2 separate regions of the Mus musculus genome follow, and region 2 is linked to region 1. Evidence: chromatin loops called from intact Hi-C (ENCODE). Cell type or tissue: heart. All regions are shown on one strand. Each heading gives the region's core, and the rest is flanking DNA. Links, peaks and the distances in the headings are about the cores only.

Evidence for each region. Peaks named below come from ENCODE experiments on the same cell type or tissue, not always from the same donor. Only the 100,000 strongest peaks of a DNase experiment are listed, where the experiment ranks them.
Region 2: a loop joins it to region 1, with 2.8 times the contacts of the local background. A loop is called at or near these places in 4 of 42 quality-filtered maps.

The regions. Positions count from the first base shown.
Region 1 is chr2:159,517,899-159,520,821 of GRCm38, reverse strand. No RefSeq gene overlaps it. Among named protein-coding and RNA genes, the nearest start is that of Gm25090, 380 kb to the right of the region's middle. In heart, for the core only: no CTCF peak of the experiment used is centred there; a DNase peak (open chromatin) is centred at 1,571.
Region 2 is chr2:159,353,154-159,356,076 of GRCm38, reverse strand. No RefSeq gene overlaps it. Among named protein-coding and RNA genes, the nearest start is that of Gm25090, 220 kb to the right of the region's middle. In heart, for the core only: no CTCF peak of the experiment used is centred there; a DNase peak (open chromatin) is centred at 1,636.

The DNA of each region.
Region 1 (2,923 bases), core at 329-2,828:
TTTTTAGGACACCTGACTTATGTGATGTTATTCACACAGAATCTGTAGGTTCTTCGAAAAAGGCTAAAGGTAATTTAATACTAGAGAAGTAGTGAGCTAAAATAGTTTTAAAGAGAAAGTAAGGGCTGGAAAGTAGGAGATTTACAAGGTTTTCTTCAAAGCTCTTCGTTGCTACTGATGTGAGGACTCTAGTCAGGAGAATGTGGTTCTTAGAATACATAAACAACATGAGCATTGGATCCTTCTACCCACTGGTGAATCCCCAGTGCCTAGTAAAACACTTGGTTCTCAGTGAATACTCAGCTATTTTTTTTAATGAATAAAATAAGACAGGGAATAGTGGACAAAAAGCATTAGAGCTTTCTGGACAGAAGGATACAGATGTGCAAAACCAGAAAGGGAAATGCTGGGCGAAGGAGGACATTAGTGAGATCTTGTCTTCACTCTCATTTTAAGAAAGTGAGTCAATCAGTAGACTGACAACTTCCATACAAGTGATGCTAGGTCCTCTATCTCTTTACCGAATTAAATGGCCATACCAGACCTGTGTGTGTCCTAAAACTCCTGTGTCTAGCTACACTCTTTTCCAATACATTCTCCAAAGTGACTACAGAGTGTGGGTTTTGAGAGTGTGCCTTCCTCTAAAGCAACTTTGCTCATCCCTGAGTGCTCTAACTCAGCTCCTGATACAGTGGCTAGTAAGCCTTCCAAAGTAACAGCTGCATTCCTACCAGTGAGTGAGCAGGGAAAAGAATTAACAAAGCCATGCCAGCACTGTCAGGATGGCTTAATGCCTTAACAAGGCATTATTTGATGAAGCATAATTTGGGTATTTTGACACCATTTTGGACTATACTTTAAAAATCTACCGTATTTATTTTTCAAATGGGTGGGGGGTAATATGTTTGCTCTGGCTTACAATAGGAAACCCAAAGAGTCTAAGAGAGTTCTACATTCATCACGGTCCACATGTCTCTAAGACAGTTTTTAATATGATAATTGCTCCTTTTTTTTTCCTGCCTCCAAAGAGTTAGAGACAATCTGACAAGAAGGGGAGACCTCTCCTGAAGGCTGAGCAATCTTAATGGCTCTCTCTGTTCTTGGACTCAGATGATCTTCGGTACAGCCATCAGCTCTGTCTCAGAAGAGTTAGACTTAAAATCCTTTGAAAATTCTCCTGCCCTAGGCAAACAATTCTATGTCTGAGCCATTTTTTAAAAGGGGAAACAAAATAATCCTTTAAAAGGCATTGTTGTAAAATACTAATTTGTAGATGTGCTAGGTGTTTCCTCTATAAACAAAGTGTGTCAATTAGTGAGAGAGTAAAGACCAAAGGCTCTGCCTGCCTGTGTTTTGTTAATCTATTAATAGCTTTTCTGTTGGAGAGAAGTGAGGATATGAAGTTTTAACATTAAAAAGAAATCTAATACGTATTTCAGCTGTCTGGGTATTGTGAGCTGAAGACATCTGTATTCTTAATTAGCCCTTTCATAAATGTTCTTATGGGATGTCATGTGATTACCCTTGAAACAGACACCTGGAGCTTTGAAACGATTGCCCTTTTGTGTCCCAGACTTGGACAGTGCACACAGGGAAGTACTGGCAGTGGTATTAGCAGTGTTATCAAGGCGAATCCAGAGCTCAATGGTTTTCCTGTCTGTAAATTAAAATAATATCAAGACAAAAATCCCCTGGATCCAACAGGAAGGCACAAATATATCAGGGAGAACGTCCTACCATGGAGGTACTTCAATGTTGTTGAAGAAGGAGGAGAAGGAGGAGCAGGAGGGGAAGGGGAGGAGGAGGAGGAAGGGGGAAGGAGGAGAAGGAGAAGGAGAAGGAGAAGGAGAAGGAGAAGGAGAAGGAGAAGGAGAAGGAGAAGGAGAAGGAGAAGGAGAAGGAGAAGGAGAAGGAGAAGGAGAAGGAGAAGGAGAAGGAGAGGCAAGGCAAGGCCAAGCCTGCTGGTTGAGATTCTCAGGCTCTGAGAACAGAACAAGTGGTACCATAACACCTTTTATTGAGGTAAAGGAACCATGGGATTCAAGAAGCCCCATGATGGGACAGAAGGATATCAACCTTTATTGCATGGAGAACCTACTGGAATCTGTGGTTTCCTTGTTATTTTTAAAAGCATCATAGCCAGCATGAGACATAAATAAACATGTCTTTCTTTTTATTCTAGGGGATTTTTTTTTGTTCCATACCAGTCTGTGAACGGCAGTGAGTGCAGATGTATTTGTGCTCCCAGCAGCTGCAGATATGTTAGTGCTCCCAGCAATGTACTGCTCCCAGCAGATGGAGGTATGTTAGTGCTCCCAGCAGCTGCAGATATGTTAGTGCTCCCAGCATCTGGAGCCCACAATACCTGTTAGATCAGCTTCTTAGTGACAGATAGAGCAGCAGAGCAAGGTAATAGGAGCTACAATTATGAGTAGCATTGGCTAACAGCACCATGTGCAGGTTCTTAGAAGCCACACTGGCCGGGGTGAGAAAGAGAGGATCAAGCTCAAGCCATGGCCCTTATTTATCTCAAACCCTAAGATTCCTAGTGTGCCTGCCGTGGTGGAGGCTTAGAATGTAGACAGCATTTCACTCTTTCCTTTAGCATTCTTTCATGGGGAAAATGCTCCTTATTCGAATACTTGTCCTTGGAGATTTCTTATCTAGAGCCAATTAATAAAACTAATACCAGTGTGTATTGGGCAGTCTCCACACCTCATCCTCCCACTTTGGGGCTTGAAACTTAGCTTTGATGCCACTGATTTTTCTGCCACAGCACCAGTAGATGTTGCTAATGGTGATGAGGGCAGAGAGTCTACTTCCACATAGACCTTATCCATCCATTCGATGTTCTGTGGTGTAGTTCTTAAAGAATTTTAAGGAGTTTGAGAAGTTATTCAACTACTTGTAAATGATGGGGTTA
Region 2 (2,923 bases), core at 265-2,764, 160 kb after region 1:
AAAACCAAGCTCAACCTCAGCCACTGGAGCCTTGAGTGTCGTTCACACTTATCTAATTCTGCTCCACAGAGAAAACAGACAACCAAAAGCCTGGAAAGGCAGAATGCCTGCCCCCCTATGAGCAACAGACACTTTGGAATGTCCAAGCTAGGACTCTTCATTCTCTTAGGTGCAGATGGTGCCAGGTTGAGGCTTCAGGGAAGCAGGTAAATTATGAGTAAACCTGCCAAAGTAGAGCATCTGGAGTTACCAGCTCTGGATGTGCCAGACACACCACTTGAACAGGGGTCATTTTTCAATAACAGCAAGAGGATGCTTTTGAGTTCTGTAGACTCTTGACTGACTCTTGTCTCTTTCCAGACACCTCAGAAATGCTCTCCTGAGTACTATCAGCTTGGACAGCATGCTTTCACATTCACGGATTCCTTCAAATATTTATCAAATGCTTTCAGTTGTTGACCATGGATAGATGCTATAATAACAGAAATGTTCCTCACAGCTAGGGAATTTAGCTCATGGTGAGGGCAATCAAACATTAACTAAATAATTATAGGGGCACTAGAATCCCATATGTGGACAACAATTTATTAATTTTTTATTTTATGCAAATGAATGTTTTGCATATATATGCATATATGTACATATATATGTGTATATATGTGTGTGTATATATATGTGTGTGTATGTATGTGTATAAATATATATTTGTGTAACACATGAGTGCCTGGTGTTTGCAGAGGCCATAAAGGGTGTTGGACCTCTGGATCTGGAATTAAAGATGGTTATGAACTACCATGTGGTTGCTGGGAACTCAGGTCCTCTGGAAGAGCAGCAACTATTCTTAACACTGAGCTGTCTCTCTAGCCCCATATGCAACAAATTAAAAGAACACGGTGGCCTCAAAAGAATTGAAGTAGGGACTCCATCAGATATTACACATAAATATTTATAACAGAATTATTCACAACTTAAAGAACAACAACACACTTAAATACATGGATATTTATCTGGTTAAATGAATTATAGCATACACAAAGTATAGCATGTACAAGTAAGAGAATAGTATTCAGCATGAAAAATAAAAGAATTTAGAATCACTACAAAGATGAATTCCTCCAAACATGCTAAGTGAAAGAAGACACACATAAAATGTGACATATTATGTTATTCTTTTTATATGAAATATGCAGACTAGGTAAATTTATAGAGATCTGCTTGGGGTGACTCTCGGGAGTAAGAAATGGAGAATCCTTACTTAATGGGCACAACATTTCCCTTGGGGTGATGAAATGTTTTAGAAAAAGATGAAGACAGGGCGTCACACAATACCGTAGAGGTGTTCAGTGCCACTTAAAAGAGATAACAGTGTGGGAATTGTTACTCAATTTTTTTTAAGAGTGTGTTTCAAAAAATATGGAACATGACTGGATAACTTACATTATGGTAGGGGCTTGGGAAAGGCAACTAGACAGAAGCATCACATGTGGAAACTGGAAGGGTAAACAGGAGTAGTAGATGGCCGTGGGCTCCAGACAGAGTGACTAAGGGCAAGGCAGCAAGGTGAGAAAGCTTGGCACATTCAGAGTGGGAAGGAAGTCCATGGCTGAAGTTCAGACAGCAAAGGAAGCTGTGGCTTGAGATAAGGCCACACAGGTGGGCGAGAGCAGGCTTTCATAGGCATCCTCTAGTTAGTTATTTATTTTGGCATCAGTGGACATCAGGAAGAGAAGCAGCACTGTGAAGCTTACATTGTAAGAGCAGTCTGGTTGCTTCAAGAGGCTGGATCAGGGGTTAAAAAAAATAATAGTTTATCCAATCCCAACTGATCAGCCCTAAACACATGGAGGTTCAAGCAATACTAAATGAACTCAGTAGTGTGGGGGTGGGGTGGGAGGTTGTGCAACAAAAATAATTAAAGAAGAAAAGATCTTGAATTTGAGAGGGAATAGGGAAGGTGGAGGAGTTAGAAGAGGAGGAGGAGATAGAGGAGGAGGAGTTAGAGGAGGAGGAGGAGGAGTTAGAGGAGGAGGAGGAGGAGAAGGAGGAGGAGGAGGAGGAAAAGGAGGAGGAGGAGAAGGAGGAGGAGTTAGAGGAGGAGGAGGAGGAGGAGGAGGAGGAGGAGGAGGAGGAAGAGGAATGATGTAAAGAAAGTACTCATATAAAATTCTCAAAACCTGAAATTTTTAAATTAAAAACTGGTGGGTTCCTGGATACGAATTTAAGCCCTCTATCTCTCCCCATCCTGCTCTCTTTCAACCCCCTGATCTTCTGTTATTTTATATGGATGGTTATTTTGTATGTTATTTTATATGGATGGTTATTTTATATGTTATTTTATATGGAATCAGTGTTTCCATTGCTGTTGCTACTGGGGCTGTTTAGAGTTTCCTATGTGAGTATTGTATTTATCCCATTTACACTCCATTCCCTCCCCTCCCAACCCATGCTTCTCCCCCACTTCCTCCCAAACACACACAGATAGAAATACAGCCTTCTGAGTCCATTTATTGTCGCTTATGTGTTTGTGTTTAGAGCTGACCACTTGGGATTAGCATACCTAGCAAGAAAAAACAAAGAGTCAAGAAAACAAAGAACCCAATTAAAGCAATGGGCTACAGCTCTGAGCAGAGTATTGCCCAAATTAAAAACAAAAAAAAATGGCTATGAAATATCTCCAAACATGTTCAACATTCTTAGCAATTAAGGAAATGCAAATTAAAACCACCCCAATCATAATCGTTAAGATCTAAGACCAAGAAAACAGTCCCTCCTCCTCCCCCTCCTCTCTCTCTCTCTCTCTCTCTCTCTCTCTCTCTCTCTCTCTCTCTCTCTCCTTACCACTCTTTCTCCTTCTGCAATACACTTAGGAGGAAAATGAGGTATTATTCAGACCTTGAAGAAAAGACATTATCAGAAACCACAG